2 separate regions of the Homo sapiens genome follow, and region 1 is linked to region 2. Evidence: read pairs that join two places in POLR2A ChIA-PET (ENCODE). Cell type or tissue: IMR-90. All regions are shown on one strand. Each heading gives the region's core, and the rest is flanking DNA. Links, peaks and the distances in the headings are about the cores only.

Region 1 (11,625 bases), core at 2,486-10,485, 1.1 Mb after region 2:
TCTGTTTATTGCTAATATATAGAAATGCAATTAATTTTGCATCCTGAAATCTTACTAAAATCACTTATTAGTTCTACTAGTTTTTGGTAGATTCATGAAGATTTGCTGTTTGCTGCATGCTTGATCATGTCATCTGTGAATAAAGACAGTTTTACTTGTAGCTCTCTAACCTATGTGCCTCTTATTTTTCTTCCTCGTCTTACTGCACTGGCAAGAGTCTTCAATAGAATGTTGAAAAGTGGAGAGAGTGACCATCCTTGTCTACTTGATCTTAGGGCAAAAGCACTCAGGTTAAATACTAAGTCAGCAACAGGTTTTTTAAAAAAAACAGTTTAATAATTCACATACCATAAAATTCAAACACTTAAAGTGTAAAATTTGGTAGTTTTTAGTATATTCATAGAAATGTGTCATCATCAGCCTTTTATGAGATTGAGGAGGTTCCTTTCTATTCTTAGTTTACTGGAAGATGATTATGGTACAATATGATAATATGTAATGGATGTTAATTTTATCAAGTGGCTTTTCTGCATTTATTGAAATGATGATATGGTTTTTGTCCCATTATGACAATAAGATGAACTACATTCATTAATTTTGTAATGTTAAGCAACCTTGTATTCCTAGGATAAACATTATTTGATTATCATGTATTACGTTTTTTATATATTTCATTTTCAGTTTGCACATCTTTTGTTGAAGATTGTTGGTCCATGTTCATAAGTAATTTTATTCTGTAGTTGTCTTTATTTGCAATATTTTTGGTCTGGTTTTGAGATCAGAAAAGTGCTGACCATATAAAATAAAAGTATTTCTCCTATATTTTCAAAACAAATTCATATAGTGGTATAGGTTGAACATTCCAAATCCAAAAATCAGCAATAGGAAATGCTTCAAAATCTAAAACTTTTTGAGTAACAACATGGTGCTCACAGAACATGCTCATTGGAGCATTTCAGACTTCAAATTTTTGGATTTGGGATGCTCCACTGGTAAGTATAATGGAAGCATTCCAAAATCAAAAATCTAAAGTCCTTCTGGTCCCAAGCGTTTTGGATAAGGGATTGTCACTTATATTTCTACCTTGAATGTCTGATAGAATTGACTAGGTAATAAACTGACCCGGTAATAGAATTGACCAGGTAATAAATCTGGGCCTATACATTTTTTTATGGAAAGATTTCTAATTACAAATTAATGTGCTTAATTGATATTCAGGTTTTCTGTTGATTCTTGAGTTAGTTTTGATTGTGTCTTTCAAGGAATTTGTCCATTTCATCAAGGTTGTTTAATTTATTAACATCAAGTTTTTTTATAATATTCCCTTAATTATAGACATTTAGTATATAAAGAATCTTAGAGATGTCCCCTTTTTCATTATCTATATTGGTAATATTTGTCATCCTTTTTGTTTTTTTGATCAATATAGCCAGCAGTTTATCTATTATACTGATCTTTCAAAGAATCAGATTTTGATTTCATTGTTCTTCACTGTTTCTCTATTTCATTTATTTCTCTTCTTTACTATTTGTTTCCTACTAGTTTGGGGTTTAATTTGCTCTTATATTTCTAGCTTATGATGGAAGCTTGGCCTGTTGCTTATAGAGTTTTCTTCTTTTCTAATTAAGCTTTTAAGCCTATAAATTTCCCTTTAGGCTGCATTTCACAAATTTTGATATGTGTGTCTTCTTTTCATTTACCCCCAAATATTTTCTACTTTCCTTTTTATTTCATCTTTAAACCATTAATTACTTCAATGTATGCTATTTAATTTCCAAGTATTTTGAGATTTTCTATGTATCTTTCTATTGCTTATTTCTAATTTATTCCCTTGTAGTCAGAAAACATACTCTATATCATATCAATCCTTTTAAATTTCTGGAGACTTGTTTAATGGCTAAGCATGTGGTCTATCTTGGTAAATGCTCCACTGCACTAGAAAAGAATGTATATTTTGCATTTGTTAAGTGACATGTTCTTAAAAATGTCAATTAGTTCAAGTTGATGATTAGTTTAATTCTTCCATATTTCTATTTGTTGACTTGTTCTATTAATTACTAAAAGGAGTGGTGAAATTTGCAATTATAATTGTAGATTTATCTTTTTATCTTTCCAGATCTGTCAAGTGCTTAATGAATTTTGAGGTTTAGTTATAAGGTGAATACACATTTAGGAATGTTATGCCTTATTGATTCATTGACTCCATCATTGTGAAATATTCCTCTTTATCCCTGGTAATAGTTCTTATTTTTTTTGGCTATTAATATAACTAAAACAGCTTTATCTTTTCCCAGCTTTTCTCTTTTGTGTATTTTTATTTAAATAAATTTTTATAGACTACACATAATTGGGTTTTTAAAAGTTCAGCCTTGGCTCAGCAATTCTTCCTGCCATCATGTGAAGGATGCATTTGCCTCCCCTTCTGCCATGATTGTAAGTTTCCTGAGGCCTCCCAAGACATGCAGAACCGTCAATTAAACCTCTTTCCTTTATAAATTACTGAGTCTTGGGCAGTTCTTTATAGCAGTGTGAGAACAGACTAATACACCATCCTTCCTGGGAAAGCTTACCAGGTATTCAAAGGAACTTGGATATTGTCATCTGAGTTTTTGGTCACTGCAGCTGTATCTGCATTAGGGGGACACCTCGAGCTCAGTAACGCTGTGGCTCTTGCAGACTTATAGAGGTACCGCCTTGATGATCTTGGATAAGATTTGGAAGAATTCTCCAGATTACCAGGTAGAGACTCTTATTCTCTTCCCTTACTTTCTCCCAAAGAAACAGAGTCCGTTTCTTTCTCTCTCCTCCTCCTCCTCTTCCCTCCGTGTGTGTGTGTGTGTGTTGTGGTGCCTAGAGCTGGGGGAGAGATGACACAACCACCCCTGTGGCCACTACCACTGGGACTGTGCTAGGTTAGACCTGAAGCCAGCAGAGCTCTGGGCCTCGCTCAAAGCCTGCTATAACCACTATCTGCCTACTGCCTGTGTTCACTCAAGGCCCTAAGGTTCTATAATTAGCAGGTGGTGAAAACAGCCATGCTCATGTCCTTCGCTTAAGGATGGCAAGCTCCCCCCAGGCCCCAGGCAGGTCCAGAGATACCATCCAGGAGCCAGGGCCTAGAGTTGGAAATCTTAGGAATCTCCCTGGTGCTCTATTCTACTGCTGCTGTGCTGACACCCAAACTACAATATAAAGTCCCTCATACTCCTCCCTCCCCCTTCCACAAGCAGAGGAGTCTCTCTTCATGGTGACCACTGCTACAGGCCTGTGAGGAGTACTGCCAGGCTACTGCTGATGTTCACTTAAGGCCCAAGGGATCTCCAGTCAGCTTGTGGTGAATGTTGCCAGGCTTAGGACTCATATGTCAGGGAAGTGGGCTCCCCTCTGGCCTAGGGGACGTCCAGAAATGCTGTCCAAGAGCCAGGGCTTGGAACTGGGGACCCCAAGAGCCCACTTAGTGCTCTACCCTGCTGTGGCTGAGCTGGTACCTAAGCTGCAAGATGAAGTCTCCTTTACTCTTCCCTCTGCTTTTCTCAAGCAGAAACAGTCTCTCCTCATAGCCACCACAGCTGGGAATGTGCTGTGTCACACCTGAAGCCAGCACATCTCAGAGTCTCACCCAAGACCCATGGCATGTACTACCCACCTACCACTGCTGATTATTTTGGGTTCAAGAGCTCTTTTGCTAGCAAATGATGAATCTTGCCAGGACTGGGCTCTTCCCTTCAAGGCAATGAGTTTGCTTCTGGCCCAGGGTGTGTCTAGTAATGTTATCTGGGAGCTAGGGCCTGGGATAGGGGCTTCATAACTCTGCCTAATGCCCTATCCTACTGTGACTGAGCTGGTATCCAAGTTGCAAGACAAAGTCCTCTTTACTCTTCCCTCTCCTTTCTTCAAGCAGAAAGAAGGAGTCTTTTTTGGAGCTGTGAGCTGCACTGCGTGGGTTTGGGGAAGGAGTGGCATAAGCACTCTCTTGGCCATTCCAGCTGGTGTCTCTCTAGGTTGCATGCCCTCAAAATCCACTGGCTCTGAGCCCAGCACTAGGATTGCCTAGGAGTTGCAGTCCTTATGGCCTAGATTGCCTTTCAAGTTTATTTAGAACCCCAGAGCACTTTAGCCTGTGGTGGGGAGGCTTGCCAGAACTCAAGTTCCCACTGCTAGGATGGATAAAGCCCTGCTGGCTAGGGCTGGTCTAAATGCTTCCTCCACGTGCACTGGCTGAGTTCTGCCCAGTATTGTTTCCACTGTGACAGAGCAGCACTGAGTTCCAATGCAAGGTCCCACAGTCACTGTACTCTCCCTCCCGCAAGAGCACAGATTCTCTTTGCTATGCGGCCACTGCCAGGGAACCAGAGAGGGATGGCACTGACAAATCAAGACTGTTTTTCCTATCCTCTTCAGTGCCTCTTTCAGTGACATGAAGTTAAAACCAGGTACAGTGGTCACTCAACTGATTTTCAGTCCTTACGAAGGTGTTTTTTTATGTGGGTAGATAGTTGTTAAATTTGGTGTTCCTGCAAGGAGGACAATTGGTTGAAGGCTTCTATTCAGCCATCTTGCTCTGCCTCCTGCTAGCTGAGTATTTTTAAATTCCATTTTCTCAATACTATTGGTTTATTGGCTATACTTTATTTTTTAATGATTCATCTAGGGCTTTTAATACGCATCTTTATCTTATTTGTCTACCTTGGAAAAACATTACAATATTTTACATAAAATACAAGAATTTTGCATTGGTGTGCTTCCATTTCCCCCCCAATGCCCTTTGTGCTATTGTTGTCATGTATTTTACTTTCTCATGTCATGAATTCCCCCAATATATTGTTGCTGCTGTTTGTTGTTTTAAGCAGTCTACTGTTGCCTTTTTAAAATTTTTTAAATGATGAAATTAGTTTACCCACATATTTATCACTTTCAGAGCTCTTTATTCTTTTGTGTAGATCCACATTATCATCAGGTATCATTTTCCTTCTGCCTGAAGAACTTCCTTTAACAAGCCTTGTACTGCAGGTGTGCTGGCCAACTCTCACAACTTTTCTTTGTCTAAGGAAAGACATGTTTCATGTTTGAAAGGTGTTTTCTCTGGGTCTAGAATTTTAGATTGACAAAATTTGTTCCAGCATTTTAAAGATGTTACTCCATTGTCTTCTGACATGCATAGTTTCCGAAAACTCTGTTGTAATTATTTTTATGTTGTTCCCTGTATGGAATGTGCCCTTTTTTCTCTAATTTTAAGATTTTTGTCAGAATTAGTAACTTGCTGTAATTTGATAATGAAGTTCTTGGTGTGGTTTCCCTAGTAGGTATCTTGCTTCATGTTCCGAGTTTCTTAGCTCTGTGAGTTTATACCTTTCATAAAATATGAAAGATGTTTGGTCATTATTTCTTTAAATATTATCTCTGTTCTCTTTTACTCTCTTCTCTTCTGAAGCCTCCCATTTACATATGTCAGTCAACATGTTATTGCCTCCAGGTCTCTCTTATTTTTCTTGGTCTTTTTTATCTCTGTGTGTAAGCTTCATTTTGGATAGGTTCTATTGCTATGCCTTCAAGTTCATTTATCTTTTTTTTTTTTTTTGGTCCCAGACTATTAAGTGTTCTCTCCTTCTTCTTGGAATCCTCTCCATCATTGACTTCCATGACACTGTTCTGCCCTGTTCTCTTACCTTCTCCAGTGCTCCTCCACAGACTTCTCTGTGGGATCTGCCTTCATGTCCAGCTCCATAAATATTGGTATTCCCTAGTGTTCTGTCTTGACTTTCTTTCCTCACTCCAAATTTTCTCTTTGACTAATTTCATCCCTATCCATGCTTGCAACTGCAATCCACAGATGCTGAATCACAATGGTGAATGAAATAGTCACAGACCCTGACCCTATGAGGTCTTTAATCTAGTGACAGAGATAGTCATTACATAAATGATCACATAAATAATACCATCATCATTGTGATAAGTGTCTTAAAGTAAAAGTAGGCAAGGGAGCTAAACCAAGACACAGGCACAGTGTAGGTCTCTATGAGGAGGTGATGTTTAAGCTGGTCCTTTGAATGAAGTGAGGAAAACACATTCCAAGCTAAGAAAACAGTATCCAAGGTGGCCAAAGGTGAAGAAACTTCATCCTGAAGAGAGGAAACAACAGGCACAAGGGTGCCTAAATTAGAGTGCGCATTTGTATAATAGCAGGTTATCCAAAGATCTGATTACAGATTGGTTGAGCAAAGAAGACAAGATTGGTGAGGTATGCAGAGGACAGAAGGGGAAAGGCGTTTTCTAACATACTGTGGGGTTAAAACTCATACTTACTATTGAGCCTTTGAAAGATTGCACCCAGTGTGAATAAGGACGTGTGCTTGAAGTTAAGAAATCACAGTTTCAGGGAGACAAATTTGGAAGCTATTATAATAGGCAGGGGTAAAATGAGCATCAGGCAGTGGGAGTGGAACAATGGCAGTGGAAATGAAAATAAGAGTTAGACGTATAGATCAAAAAGACTTACATGACAAGGGTGGAATGGATTTGCAGGTCAGGTAGAGACAGAGGAAACAGGAAAATAAAATTCCCACTGAATGACTAAGATTTTAAGAAGGAAACCAGGCTACACAGAGGAATATGATTAGGTGAGTTTTAGTCATGCTGAGAATGAGCAGCCTGTGGTTTTTCCAGATAATATGTTCAATAATTGGTTGGAAACAGAGATCTGGGATCAGGAAGTAAGTCAAGTCTAGAGAAATGGGAGTGAAAGGACATCACTTTCAGCTCCATACATCCAACTGCCAACTCAACATTTCCACCAGGATATCTCAGGGGTTTTTTATTTCCCTCGCAAACTTGATCCTCGTCCAGTGTTCTCTGTTATACTCAATTATACCACCACCCAATCAGAGCTCTCTCCAAGTCATCCTTGACACTTTCCCTTGCTCAGTACCCACATCCAATCAATTACCAAGTCCTTTTCTTTCATCAAAACATATCTCCTAAAAGTCTCAAACAGACATTTTCCTATGCCGCAGCTTCCAACTCCCTAAACCAAGTCACCCTTAACTCACCAAAACTACTTCTTACCCTGGTAGTAGGTAAACTCCTACTCTCTCCCCATCTAATCCATTCTCCACACATTAGGTTCCAGGACTACTACAATAAGCAAAAGAGCCACAGTCCCTAACTTGAAAGGCCTTCAGCTGAAAGAAGGAAGACTGTCAATAAACACTTGTAATATTGACAAGTCAGTAGTATGACAAGGGAAGTGGACAACTTAAGCAAACTGATCCTTTGCCAGAAGTAGGCAGCCCATGGATGCAGGTCTTTGCACATTGGCAGCACCGCTGGGTCAGTTCTTATAGGTTGCATATACAGTTTTGGACCAGTGGGAATGAAATAAAAAGAATGGTAACAAAGCTTGTGTGTGAAGAGGGAGTATAGGGACGGTATGAAAGATTTCACTTCAGGGCATGCATGCTGTGTGGGTGCCAGAGGCAAAGGATTGGCCGTTCTGTGGTGTTTTTTAGGAGCCAGGCACAGACAAGCTGTGTACTTTCAAGCTATCTTTTTACTCTAATATTTTGGCATTAAACTTTCCATTAATGATTTTTAAGGCCTTGCTATAACTCCCTGGTGATTCATCAGTTGTATTTTTCCTTTACTTCATTTCACAATTTTCCTTCTGCTATGTATCTTAATGAATCCTTACTTTTGCTTTTGGCAGACTCTATTTTTTTAACGCTAATTTTTCTACCATCCTTTACCTTCATCTTCCAGTTTCTTTAATCATACTTCCCTCAATAATTTTAAATCCTCTCTCCTTCTAATGCCACCTTCATTCAGCTTTTCTCTTCACCTCACCAGACCATGTTAACTTGCTCCCAAGGTCCCCTTTCCTTTGCAATTTTTTTTTCATTTTTTTTGAGATGGAGTCTCACTTTGTTGCCTAGGCTGGAGTGCAGTGGCACAATCCCGGCTCACTGCAACCTCTGCCTCCAGGGTTCAAGCAATTCTCCTGCCTCAGCCCCCTGAGTAGCTGGAATTACAGGCATGCGCCACCATGCCCAGCTAATTTTTGTATTTTTATAGGGACGGGGTTTCACCCATGTTGGCCAGGCTGGTCTCAAACTCCTGACCTCAGGTGATCCATCTGCCTCGGCCTCCCAAAGTGCTGGGATTGTAGGCAGGAGCCACTGCACCTGGCCTTTAATTTTTTTCTATTTTTTTTTAACATTCTACAGAACACCCTTTGCAAATATTTACTTCTTCCTAGTAATCCCCAGCTGTGTCACACAAAGGCCCTAAGGCCTTAGCAGAACAAAGGAGGAAGCCACAGCAAGGACATCAGGAGACAGAGCCAGTGCCATCAGCTTGTCCTCAGGGAGAAACCAAGTACTCTTCTCAAGATTGCATCTCCCTACACTCTAGAGGTACACGTGCACAGGGAGAGAAGGAAAATCTGTAATTTCCTTGGAATGACTTCAATGAACTACAAGGAGGAGAAGAGACCACACTGTAGTCAAGGTGCAGGACTGCTCAGTAAGTGTCTCAAAACATACTCAACTTGGACTATCAATGAATGAATGAATATCAATCAATAACACATAAAGCAAGTAGGAAAGAATGAAATGAATAGTGTAGTTTGCCCCTAAGTGCTACTCCAGTTCAGCAAAGGGCTAGATTTCACAATTTACCTTTCAGCCTGCTCTGCAACCATATGAAAGATAATAGAGTTCAATCAGCACTATACAGTTGAGAGCAAAGTTATAATGTTGATAATATAGAAAACATTGTTCAGCCCTTATTGTGAGATTAGCACTTGACATGCATTATCTCATGTAAACTTCAAATTTCCTCCTTCTTAGGTGCTTTTTGTGTTTGTTCGTTTTCGTTTTTTTGTTTTGTTTTGTTTTTTTTAGACAGAGTCTCACTCTGTTGCCCAGGCTGGAGTGAAGTGGCAAGATCTCGGCTCACTGCAACCTCCACCTCCCAGGTTCAAGCGATTCTCCTGCCTCAGCCTCCTGTGTAGCTGGGATTACAGTAATGTGCCACCATGCCCGGGTAGTTTTTTTTTTAGTAGAGACGGGGGTTTCACCATGTTGGTCAGGCTGGTCTCGAACTCCTGACCTTGTGATCCACCCACCTCAGCCTCCCAAAGTGCTGGGATTACAGTTCTGTTTTACAGATTCAGATGCTGTTGCTCACAGAACTGACTCTTCATCACACGACCAGTAGTAGTGGATCCAGGATTCCAACTTAAGCAGCCTAAACTCAAAGCCCATATTCTAAGCTACTATGCCAGTGGTTTTGAAAGTCCTTTGCTCATGTATCCCCAAAAACATTTTAATAAACTATTTACCACTTGTTCATTTTAGGTTGATATGAAAAAGTTTTCATTGTAAGTTTAAATATTTGCAAATGATATAATTTCTAGTGTATGGTGACTATTGAAATAGTTTAAATATCACAAACTTATGTCATTCCTTTAAATGTATCCAGTGGGAATATAAATACCAAAGCAATTTGATCTCCATCAGCATCCATTTAAAATATACATAAACAAGCTCTCTCTCTCTCTCTTTTTTTTTTTTTTTTGAGACCAAGTCTCCCTCTGTCGCCCAGGATGGAGTAGAGTGGCACTAGCAACCTTCACCTTCCAGGTTCAAGCGATTCTCCTGCCTCAGCCTCCCAAGTAGCTGGGACTACAGACGTGTGCCACCATGCCCAGCTGATTTTTTGTATTTTTAGTAGAGATAGGGTTTCACCGTGTTAGCCAGGATGGTCTCCATCTCCTGACCTCGTGATCCACCTGTCTCAGCCTCCCAAAGTGCTGGAATTACAGGCGTGAGCCACCGCACCCAGCCATGAACAAGCTCTTTTTAACAGAAATAAGCTCTGCTTCCCTTCCACCATATCCATGCCCCAACCTGAGAGGATGTATTTGCTCAAGAGGAGAGAAGACTTCTTCTGTGCTCATACCAAATGCCACTTCCTCTGAGAGGCTTTCTTTGACCACCCTCCTGCTTACCTTCTTCATAGCATTTATCATGGTCTAAAATTATCTTGCACTTTTGCTAATTTACTTGTTTATGCCTCCTCCACTAGTTTATCAGCCACAAGGGCGGAATCTATCTCAATCATCACCCGAGTACACACAGTCACTCCTTTAGCTTCTTGAAATTGTATTTCTGTTTCACCTTTGCTATAGAATTTTCTCTTAGGGCAAAATAGTTTTAAATTTAAAAGTACCAAATATAAATAAAAAATATTTTTTAAGTTTCTGTCACTATCAGGCTATAAGTTAAATAATGTTTTACTGAGCTGTATTCTCAATTATGAGTGGTACATAATTGATCAAAACAACATAAATACATATACTTTTCATAAATTATTACTAAACATAAAAAGCAAAACTTTTATTATAAATATACTCTTTAATGTGCCAGATGGAGAAAGTATGTTTAATATCTTGAATATAAGTGACACATATTTTAAAAAATCACTTTGGTGCCCTAGAGGTTTCTACACTTGGAACAATGAACTATGCAAGATGCAGGCTGAGTAAGCAGTAGACTTTCATTTGTAAAGGTAGAGAAGGGCAACTGTGAAAGAGGTGGGAAAGAAGAACTAACAAAATTCTTTCATTGCAGATGTTCTTTGATCAGTTTAGGAGTAGGTACATATAAAAATTAAAGATAACTGATCCTCTAAAAATGCTGGCTGTAACACCTAACCCTTTGGAAAAATCTTCATGTGGGCCAGGGGCACACACCACTTAGAAGACCCCTAAAATACAGTAAACTGCCACCCATGAATCAATGCTTACTATGCCCAGTGAATAATAATTTATCCAGTACAGGATCAAAAGAGCCCCCAGACTTGGCTCCCTGATTTGCCAGTATTAAGTCCTACATGAGACAAAGTTTGCTGCATGAACCAGGACCTTCACTGCATCCAGGCAAAGAACTAGCTGTCTTCACACAGAACATTTTCTTTTAAAGAGCAAAACAGAGACACAGAATTCTAGAGCAAGAAGGTATTTGGGATATCAACAAGCTTTTACATTTTACAGACAAGAAAAGATCACCAGCCAGTTAATAGGAAAGCCAATTCCAGAATTCAGATCTTCTGATTCTTTATACAGGGTACAGTGGACATGCTGGGATATGGGCTGCCCAGCCAGGGACTACATTTTTCAGCCGCCCCCAAACAGTTAGGTGCAGCCATGTGACTGAGTTCCATGCAAAAGAATGTGACAGAAAAGACTTGGGCCATTCCTGGCCTAGCTCATAAAATCCTCCCATGTGGCACTTCTCCATGCTCTTTTCTCCTCCCAGCTGGTTGAGATGAAGACAACATTTGGGCTGACTTCAGAAGCTACATATTAAAGATGAAGAGGCCTCTTTTAGCAGGGACTCTGCTGACCTGGTAACTTGATCAGTACTTTGTAACAAGCAAGAAATAAACTTCTTTTATGATTAAGCCAGTAGAAATTTTGGAGTCTATTTGTTATAACAGTTAGCTTACCCTAACTAAAACATACAGTTTTTATCTGTGTTTATATTTTTAATAGCATATCACCTTTTCCCCTTAGATCGACTGAGTCACTTCAACACCTCTTGAAGTGTAAAAACATAATAGTTCTAG
Region 2 (10,928 bases), core at 2,748-10,747:
ATCACAACCACAGTGAGATACCACCTCATACCAGTTAGAATGGCGATCACTAAAAAGTCAGGAAATAACAGATGCTGGAGAGGATGTGGAGAAATAGGGATGCTTTTACACTGTTGGTGGGAGTGTAAACTAGTTCAACCATTATGGAAGACTGTGGTGATTCCTCAAGGATCTAGAACTAGGAATACCATTTGACCCAGCCATCCCATTACTGGGTATATACCCAAAGGATTATAAATCATGTTACTGTAAAGACACATGCACACATATGTTTATTGTGGCACTATTCACAATAGCAAAGACTTGGAACCCACCCAAATGTCCACCAATGATAGACTGGATTAAGAAAATGTGGCACATATACACCATGGAATACTATGCAGCCATAAAAAAGGATGAGTTCATGTCCTTTGCAGGGACATGGATGAAGCTGGAAACTGTCATTCTGAGCAAACTATCACAAGGACAGAAAACCAAACACTGCATGTTCTCACTCATAGGTGGGAATTGAACAATGAGAACACTTGCACACAGGGTGGGGAACATCACACACTGGGGCCTGTTGTGGGGTGGGGGGCAGGGGGAGGGATAACATTAGGAGAAATACCTAATGTAAATAATGAGTTAATGGGTGCAGCAAACCTGCATGGCACATGTATACCTATGTAACAAACCTGCACATTGTGCACATGTACCCTAGAACTTAAAGTATAATCGAAAAAAAAAAAAAGAAAAAATTTTCAAAAAACCTTGATTCTTGAAACATGCTCTTTTTTCAAAATTTAATTTAGATTTTGACCAAATCTCTATGTTACTATTGGAAATGTCAGTTACTGTTCCATATTCGTTTCTTTTCTTTTTATTTATTTATCTATTTATTTTTTTGAGACAGGGTCTCACTCTATTGCCCTGGATAGGGTGCAATTGTGCAGTTATAGCTCACTGCAGCCTCAAACTCCTGGGTTCAAGTGATCCTCCTGCCTCAGCCTCCTGAGGGGCTGGGACTATGGGCATGTGCCACCGTGCTCAGCTAATTTTTTTTGTAGACATGTGGTCTCACTATGTTGCCCAGGCTCGTCTTGAACTCCTATCATCAAGTGATCCTCCATCCTTGGCCTCCCAAAGTGTTGGAATTACAGGTGCGAGCCACCACCATGCCTGGCCACTGTTCCACATTTTTTAAAATGCAGCTTCGAATGGACTTCGTGGTATCCTCACTGTGAATAGTTTTGCTTGAACTCTTGTAGAGGCTAAGCCTTGAATTCTTTTCTCTTTTCTCAGTTCCTGAGGTTTATGATCTAGTAAGCCAATCTCAAAAGAGTCATCTACCACCTATTAATTGATTGTTACCTTTGAGAGCAGATTGATCCTTTTTTAGTTCTGCTTAGTTCCCCATATCAACTATTTAGTCTCTTACTGAATAATCCCACTGTCTAAAGCTGTGATGGTTCCTCCTCACCCCCCAAATCAGCTGCCTCCAAATCACCAATGTAATGTTGCCCTATAAATGTGCTATTGGCAGGAGAGCTTTGTGCCTTATAGGAGGAGAGTCAGGGAACTTGGCCTTTTCACTCACTTCACTTTGCCCTTTTATTTCCCCTTTCTAAGGCTTGATTATTTATTATTTGATTAGATTATTTCTGAAGTTCATTTCCTCATGAAGATTTCTATAATTTTGTAATCATTGTGTCCCCCAAGAGCCAATTTTATGTGCTGGAAATGAAGACACTGCATGCCTAGCATGACTTATGGAACTCTGAGAAGGCCGTTCAGCCCAGCTCCCTCTATACACCTTAAGTTCCACCATTAGATATTCATTCCTTGTGGTAGGATAGTACCTCTCAGATATGACACCATTTAAAATCCAGTATGTTTAGAAGGGCAAACCCGTAAAACTAGTATGTAAGACAATATAGCATCATGGTTAGAGGCAAGCTCTGAGGTCAGACTACATTTCACACCTGGGCTGTGCCACTCACTAGCTATATGATCTAGGCAATTAATTCATCTTTCTGTGCCTCAGTCTCCTCATCTGTAAAATGAGGATAATTATACTCTCCTCGAGGGTTTTTGTGAGGTCTCAATGAAATCTGTAAAGTGCTTAGATGAACATTATCCTGCTTTGTAAGTGTTAGCAATTATTATCTTCATTTGCATAAATTGGCATGTTGTGTTGATGCATATTGTATTGAAAGCTGATACCGAGTCACAGAGAAATTGTTTTGTTGGGAAACTGGAAGGAGATACTTTGAACACAAGAGGCACTGTTAAGGGACGGCCTTTCTGAGTAAGGTGTCACAGCTGGTAGCGTAAAGGCGCTGGGTGCCTGTGGGTGGATAGGGGAGCATGTATAAGAGAGGGTAAAGGAGACGGGCCTCCTTCTAGTCCTAACCACTATGCTCAGTAACTGATAGAATTCATCAGCTAGGACGATGAACAAGTAGTGTGATGTACACCTGCAAATTAACTTTGAATTCAGTACTTGCTTAACTTTCTCTGTGTCTTATAATCCCATGCCTTGTCATTTTCAGATAATGCTAGGTCTCTGAGCCATTACACTTGAAGAGCTATGGGGAAATCTAGAGTGTTTTATCTTGCTGAATGCCCTTTCTTCTTTTCTTTAGATTACATGAAGCAGATGACATTTGAAGCCCAAGCCTTTTTAGAAGCTGTGCAATTCTTCCGACAGGAGAAGGGTCACTATGGTTCCTGGGAAATGATCACTGGGGATGAAATCCAGGTAATATGGGGTTCAAAATTTTGGATTCTCTCTGTGTTTGGGTATTTGGGTGATACGAAGTCAGGGTCATTTTATTAAACAATCAAACAGAAAAGTTGCAAGTATGGAAGATGTGGTTCCAAAGACCATCTCTCTCATGTCTGCAAGCATTGGTCAGGAAACTACTGGGCACCTACTACAAAGACCACCAGACTGGGCATGAAATAGGGCAGCCAAAAACATGACAACTACAGTGGAAAGAGCTGCCTCCACTGTTTTCTATGAAAAGAATTACTCTTTCAAATGACCTCGTGCTTCCAGACTAGAATCAAGTGTGAGTACCGAGGAATAGTGCGAAGTGCATGACAGGGCTTTAGCTAGGGTCCGCAAACTTGGACTTCAGTCATGCCAACTTATTTAACCTCTTTTAGTCTTAGATTACTCCTCTGGAAAAAATAAGAATAATAATGTTTACCTTGCATCATCGTGACAAGTGAAGTGCAGTTGGGGAAGTATTTGGTACGCAGCTGTCTTTATTGAATTATATGTAAATGAAGTAATGAAAAAAACAAATTCAAAAAGCATTAGACAGTTTTCTATATATTTAATTTATCTTTTCTAGTTTTCTGTGCCCTGTGGTACATTATAATTCCTCATGATCCTGACTAGATGCCAATCATGGCCTAAGCACTTCAGTGGGCTTGGTCCCAGGGACAGTATTATAAATCTAAGGAAACTGCTTTGTGATGTGACCCCAGCCTCCATGATGACACCAGTCACATGGCTGCTTCACCCAAGAAGAGGAGGCTGGGTACGGGCATATTTACATAAAGTAACACGGTATTTAAGAATGCTATTTTTTTTTTTTTGAGAGGAGTCTCGCTCTGTGGCCCAGGCTGGAGTACAGTGGCGCAATCTCAGCTCACTGCAACCTCCGCCTCCTTAGTTCAAGCGATTCTTCTGCCTCAGCCTCCCGAGTAGCTGGGACTACAGATGCATGCCACCACTCCTGCTAACTTTTGTATTTTTAGTAGAGATGGGGTTTCACCATGTTGGCCAGGCTAGTCTCAAACTCCTGACCTCGTGATTCCCCCTGCCTCGGGCTCCCAAAGTGCTGGGATTATAGGCATGAGCCACCACGCCTGGCCCCACTATTTTTTTTTTCCACATCTCCTAGGGTACCTCTTTTGGGAGCTAGTGAAATTCATTATTAGAGAACAATATTTGGAGGATGCTGAATGGTGCCTTGCCTCTGTGTGGTCATTAAACAGCTAATGCTGAAAACTCATGAGGGAGCTCTTCTTTATTGTTTCACCATATGAAAACATGTGTTTACCATCAGAATCTTCTCTTTCTCTCTCTCTCTTTTTTTTTCTGTCTGGTAGATTCTAAACTCATCTATTTCCCAACCTGAGACTTGCTTCTTTCAGAATTTTAAACAAGTCTTGGTTTCTGATATTTTGGGGAAGCACAGCCATTCATAAGTGTGAGAGAACTAAATAGTTATGTACTTATGCCATTAAGAAAAACAAAAGTGTCAGAAGGGGAGGCTGAAGCACTTGACACTGGCTGGCCTGCCATGTAAGCCAACATAGTTAATAGATAGATGAGTAGTCAAATGCTTTTGTGTGATACTTGACAATGTTCGAAACCTAATGGTGTTTGTCTTGCCAATCTTATGAGATGGGTAAGGCAGTTATTGTTATTTCAATTTTGTAAATGAGAAAACTGAGGGAAGCATATAACAGCTAAGTGACTTGCCTAGTCTCATTCATTCAACTACTATTTACTGAGCACTGACTCTATGCCGGGCAATGTGCTGGGGGCTAGTGACCCAGAGATGGACAAGACAGAATGGTCCTGGCCCTGTGGAGCTGATAGTTTCAGAGTTACATGCTAAGTGGACAAATGCAAAGGCAATGATGGCTTCTGATCCTGGCCGAGTGAAAGACCAACACCAACCATGGGAATATACTAAGTTACACATTTATTTTTTAATAGCTCCTTGAGTTCAGCTATGCCACTTGCTTCACTTTTTTCTTTCACTTGGAAACTAATGTGAACTTACATTCCTCCATGATGCCATTGAAAATAGATATTTAGGCCAGGCGCAGTGGCTCACGCTTGTAATCTTAGCACTTTGGGAGGCCAAGGCGGGCAGATCACAAGACCAGGAGTTCGAGACCAGCCTGGCCAACACAGTGAAACCCTGTCTCTACTAAAAATAGAAAAAAATTAGCTGGGCATGGTGGCGGTCCTGTAATCCCAGCTGCTTGGGAGGCTGAGGCAAGGAGAATTGCTTAAACCTGGGAGGCGGAGGTTGCAGTGAGCCAAGATCATGCCACCCTACTCCAGCCCAGGTGACAGTATGAAACTCCATCTCAAAAAAAAAAAAAAAAAAAAGAATATATGTATTTAATAAATCCTTTCTGGGAGTTGAGTTTGAGTTTGTTTTGGCTTCAGGCTGATTATGTGCTAAGTGGTGTAAGTTGGAAGAGAGAGAAATGACTCGTCCCTTGCCATCATGGTGAGGCGAGACACACATAGAAAACATGCAGAAGACAAGGCACATATGTGTGTGGGGTATATGTATATGGGTCTCTATATAGATGGAGATTGTAAAGCATTTGTGCAAGTGGTCATAGTAAGCTCCTAGTTTTGCAGGATAAAAAACATTTTAAGTGGGAAAGCAAAACAAAACAAAAAAAGCAGAAAAGAGATCAGAAATCACTGGAGGTATCAAGTGTCCCACTAAGAAGTTTCACAGGGGCTGGGTGTGGTGGCTCATACCTGTAATCTTAGCACTTTGGAAGGCCAAGTTGGGAGGACTGCTTGAATCCGGGAGTTCGAGATTAGCCTGGGCAACATAGCAAGACCCTATCTCTTCAAAAAGTTTTGTACAAATTAGCTGGGAACAGTGGTATGTGCAGGTAGTCCCAGCTATTTGGGAAACCAAGACAGTAGGATCATTTGAGCCCATGAGGTCAAGGATGCAGTGAGCTGTGATTGTGCCACTACACTGGGCAACAGAGAGACCCTGTCTCAAAAAAAAAAAAAATGGTTTTGCTTCTCTCAGAATTTAAGTGTTTTGGTAAAATAACAGACTAATAAAATGTGAATGCTGGAGGGGCATTTCAGGATTATTTGTCCAGCACCCTACAGGTAAGAGAAAGAACATTCAGAGCAGTTGGCTGAAGTCAGAAAACTAGTCTGTTACAGAAATGCATTTTAAACCGGCTTGGAGAAGCTGGTAAAAGGAAATGGCCTCTAAAGCTTACTGTGTGAGGCCAGGTAAGGATTATAGTTCCCCTCAGACTCTAAGACATGGTGCATAACAGTAAAGCAGTGTCTACCCTAAGACTCATAGAAAAAAGAGGCCAGGGGCCCGGAGAAGCTACCAAGTGGTTAAAGAAAATGGCATAGCATAACTGAGTTTGAGAAAATGACATCTTTTGTTTAAAGTGCTGGGTTTATTTGCATTTTTTCTTCCTGTCTGCTAAGACCTTAATCTTAACCCTGTCCTGAACCCCTCTACCCTAGGGGCCTGCATTCAGACTTCCAGCCTTGCTCCATTACCTTCATAGTAATGACTCACACAGCAAGAATGGAAGGCCCTCATAGCGATGGTTATTTTAGGCAAGTGCTCAGGCAAAGCAACTATCTCAGAATAACTTGCCTGGCAGACTGTTAAGGTGAAAATATTTGTATGCCAGTAAAAACATCAACATATTTTCTACTTGTCAATATAAATATATCAAATGAGATCATGAGGGAAAGGGCTTTGCAACTGTAAAGTATCTCTAGCTATGTGATATATTTATTATTTGCTTTTAAAATACCAAGATGGGCTAGAGAACAGCTCATAATTCCCACAGAACAGTTTCAAGACGGAAAAAAAAAAAAAAAACAAAAAACAAAACTACCCGCATTTTTAGGCCTTGTCCACGTGCTCCAGAGTTGTCTTTTGCTGAAAGATCTTAAGTGTGACTCCTTTTGACTGGATTTTTTCACCCACGGCCACTCAGTAATGCAAGGGGCCTGGACCAGCAGCCTGGTGAGACTGCGGGGCCTGCTTCAGGAAGGAGGGTGGTCTCTCTGGACCCCACACCTTCCTGACAGCTCAGCATCTGAAAGGAAGCACTGTGGTGTGGCCTTCAAGGGGCGATCCCGGGTTTGTTGGTTTTGATCAACCTAGTGACATGCTTAGTTTCTTGTAGGAGTGATAGAATTTTTAAATCTCCAAGTCCTAGCAGTTAAGTATACAAAACACTGCCCTTGCCAACACCCCCCATTAAAAAAAAAAAAAACTGAAGTATTTTTAGGTCACTTATGTTAAAATTCAGTGGATACTGTTCTGAGGGGAAGAGGCTAGGGAATTCCTTCATTATTACAATTTATTTATTAGATTAGCTACTTTCTCTAGAAAAGCCCAAGACCTTAAGACTCTGCTTGTGGAAGGCAGACCATGGTAGGGAATGCCAGAGTGGGCTCTGGGGAGGTGACAGGCAGCACTCGATCAGGGCAGGGTGGGGCTGAAAGTCGGAGGATGAGGATGGTGGTTGGGATGCGATGCACTTGAGCTTCAGCACCCACAGGCTCTGCTGCCCTGTGGCTATTCCCTGAGCCCCACTCCCCCACTGTATTAGTCCGTTTTCATGCTGCTGATAAAGACATAACCGAGACTGGGTAATTTATAAAGAAAAAGGGTTTTAATGGACTCTCAGTTCCATGTTACTGGTGAGGCCTCACAATCATGGAGGAAGGTGAAAGGCGCATCTTACATGGCAGCAGACAAGAGAGAATGAGAGCCAAATGAAAGGGGAAACCCCTTATAAAATCATCAGATCTGGTGAGACTTATTCACTACCACTAGAACAGTATGGGGGAAACAGCCCCTAGGATTCAATTATCTCCCACCAGGTCCCCCACACAACACATGGGAATTATAGGAGCTACAATTCAAGATGAGATTTAGGTGGGGACACAGCCAAACCATATCACCCCCCCGCCACTCGTAACCCACTCCCACCCTCTCTTTTTCCTCGCAGACATATTTCCTTTAATTCCCTAAGTTGTAACATAGAGCCAAATTTCTTGGAACATTGTGTGGGAAAGACTAAACAAAACTATAAGCCCACCCAAATGGAACATTATTTTTCTTTGGCCTTTATATATAGCATTTTCATATTTTCAAACCCATTTCACACTTATGCTAAAATTCTGACCAGTCTCTGCAAAAGGATGAATTGGGACAATTCTTATGACCCTTGAGTTTCATAATGTCAACCCACTGATTTTAAATTCTGGCATTGGTCTCTCTTCCTCTTGGCTCACTCTTCCCATACCACACTTTCGGCAGATGTGTTCCAAACAAGAACTTATCCCATTGAGCAGGGTGGGCTGGTGGATTATTAATTACCCACTGAATCTATTAGGTTGGTGCAAAAGTAATTGCGGTTCTTGCCATTACTTTCAATAATTGTTGGACCTGCTAATTTCCATGGAGTTTTGTGCATGTTAGGTTACTCTTAAACACCACAGAAAATGGTGATTCATCTCTTGACTGCCCCCAGAGAAGGCTGAAGAAAGGTCAAAAACATCCCCACCAGTGAATTACCAGGGCTAGTGGAAACTCTGTCCCCATCATAACTTTTGTCACGCCAGGCAGATCCACTTGGCAGATGACAGGAGCCCCACTTGCTGCCCAGAGCTAAGCACCTTCTCTGCCAGCAACCCACAGGCACAGTGGGACTGGATAGCTCGTCCACCTCCACCCTGAGAGTGTTTCTATTTGCTTCAGTGAAAGCGTTACACCTTGCTGCGACAGAGCCCTGATTAAAGGCAAGATCAAATGAGCTCACGGGCATTTCCACTAGTGACCAGTGACCTCAGAGCAAATCTTCCTTAATTCCCAAAGCATAATTTGAATTTTTATGAGAAGTGAAAGGAGGAGGTCAGTTATTTTGGACAAATATTATTTCAAACTCATAGAACAGATGTTTCAAGTGATTCCCTACTTTTCTGCCTGCTTCCCTTCCTAAAACTGTGCTTCCCCTTTTGTAAATCTTAGTGTGCAGCCTATGATTGCAAGCTGAGCTGTGGGCCTTGAAAGACTCGTGGTGAAAGTGAATCTGAACAGCAAAGCTGCTGCAATTCAGGAGCAGGGGTAAAGAAGGAAGGGCCAGTAGCATGAGTGGATGTGTAGAATACTGCTCAGATTCACAAGAAATAGTTTAATTGAGCCAAGCAAAATTTTAGGAGTGATGTGGGAACACATTTTTTAAAAACACTTGAAAAATTTAGACACTCCCTCCCATATTCTTTTTTTATTTTTTCCTTTTTCTTTGTTTCAGTCCCATTAATTATCTCATACCCTCCCATAAATGTTCCAAATATTTGTTTGTTCCAAAATATTGGTTATTGCCTTCTTTTTCCTTTTTCAAACTGTATCCAGTCTTATTAAAGATGCTTTTTGTAAGCAATCATCGTATATTAGACAGGCCATGAGCAGACAATTGCTAACAGTATACAACAACTTCCAAACTCTCTTCTTCAATGAACCAAAATCAGACAGCTGTATAAAACCCAGTGAAATCTTCATTTGCTTAGACTCTCGATTGCAGTGAGGGTTGACATTTCACATGTAGCATGTTGTTTAACAACTTTTCATGAGCCAATCTTGACTTTCAGGAAATGAAATGAAAATGGCAGAATCATCAGTCTGGAGATCCACAATCTAAAAAAGGAACTGCTGTTGTTTTGAGAGCTGCCCTCTCAATAGGGGTCACTGGAAGGTCCAGATGGCCACCTGACTGCTAATTAATTTTAGGTGTCAGGTCCCAACAGGTCTCTGGGTTTAAGGAAGTTGAGACCATACTAAAGGCAGAGAGGGAGAAGAAGAAATAATGAATTTTAGTTTTCCCACACCATAAGGTGTTTGTGCCAAGGTAGCTATGTGTGTCAATGCCAGGAATCCCCCTCCTGGGAGCCAAGAGGAAGTTTCTCAAAACTGGAAGAAAAGGTGTTTCCCCACATTAATCCAGCTTCGGAGACATTCTATTAGTGACATATGCCCCTTCCCCCCGAAAAAATGAAATGTTCTGTGTAATAATAACATAGCTTTAAGAAAAGTAAGACAACATTCTACATTTTTATAAAACTCCATTTAAAAAAAAATAGTATTTCCAATTGTATGGTTACCAGAAGTACACAGTTATCAAAAACGCACACACTTCCCCTGGCATCTCCAGCATCGTCAGCTTTCTGTGCCTGGTCTGTTCTGGCATCTCCATTTTCTGCAGGATTATTTCCCTCTTTGCCAGTGCCAGCCTTTCCCTTTTTTCCTTCTGCGTACCTTCTCTTCCTTCTTAGCAGGGGCCTTTTGGGGCTTGGGTTCTGGCTGTGGAGAAGCAGGTCAAGCAGACAACCTTGCTGATCTTCTCTGTGGTTTATCCTTCAATGTGGCTGTATCTCTTGGAGCATCCCCTCAGACTTTCTCCAGTGCTGGATGAAGGCACTGCATGGTGGGATGCAGTGGTACCTGGGCTCTGGTCGGTCTAGACGTCATTCTCACTTCTTCACACTGCTCCTCCCTTCGTTTACTAAACATTAAAGAGGATGACAATGGGGCTTGGGGGACAGTGGGGACGAAGAGCATGGAGATACTTTGATACCTTGATCATGAAGGGCTTAGGAGGAATGATAGTCCCAGGGGACACAGACTAAGATGCAAGCCACCAAAACCAAGCCTTGCAATTCCTTCACAATTTTGCTGAAGATGTCCTTATCCATTATTGAACTCTTTCATTTTACTGTATGCCCTAAGTTCTTCTAGTTTGAATATGTGAAGTTCGAATTTGGGGAATTTGTTATTTACATTGGGAAAACAACAAGGTGAGAATATCAGCAGATGTTACTGTTCCTTGCGGATGTTTAAGAATGTTCAGCCTCTAAGATTGTCTTAGTTGAGATTTCTGTGGCCTCTGTAGTAGGTTAAACTATTAACCTACTACAGAGTTCATCTGGTCCGGGACAGGGACAGCCAATCAGGACATTTTTAGTTGGCCTGATGCTCAGATGTAGCCATCACCGACTGACCGACTCTGGGCTGTCTTCTGCTGCGCAGATCCTGAGTAACCTGGTGATGGAGGAGCTCCTGCCCACTCTTCAGACAGACCTGCTGCCTAAGATGAAGGGGAAGAAGAATGAC

The links. ChIA-PET counts read pairs that join two places held together with the same protein. Peaks named below come from ENCODE experiments on the same cell type or tissue, not always from the same donor. Only the 100,000 strongest peaks of a DNase experiment are listed, where the experiment ranks them.
Region 1: POLR2A ChIA-PET joins it to region 2 with 8 read pairs; 2 of 35 experiments call an interaction of 5 or more read pairs at or near these places.

What each region holds. Positions count from the first base shown.
Region 1 is chr1:183,716,182-183,727,806 of GRCh38, reverse strand. It overlaps a transcript of RGL1 not described here. Among named protein-coding and RNA genes, the nearest start is that of APOBEC4, 69 kb to the right of the region's middle. RefSeq lists an enhancer at 3,490-3,990. In IMR-90, for the core only: no CTCF peak of the experiment used is centred there; no DNase peak of the experiment used is centred there; H3K27me3 peaks cover 216 bases.
Region 2 is chr1:184,823,659-184,834,586 of GRCh38, reverse strand. It overlaps NIBAN1 (niban apoptosis regulator 1), which reads left to right. Exons shown (of 14, transcript NM_052966.4): 6 at 2,625-2,740; 7 at 10,845-10,928. The region is part of intron 1 of LOC107985238 (a long non-coding RNA gene); the gene reads right to left. Among named protein-coding and RNA genes, the nearest start is that of EDEM3, 74 kb to the right of the region's middle. RefSeq lists a silencer at 8,745-8,945. In IMR-90, for the core only: no CTCF peak of the experiment used is centred there; a DNase peak (open chromatin) is centred at 6,326; H3K27ac peaks cover 191 bases.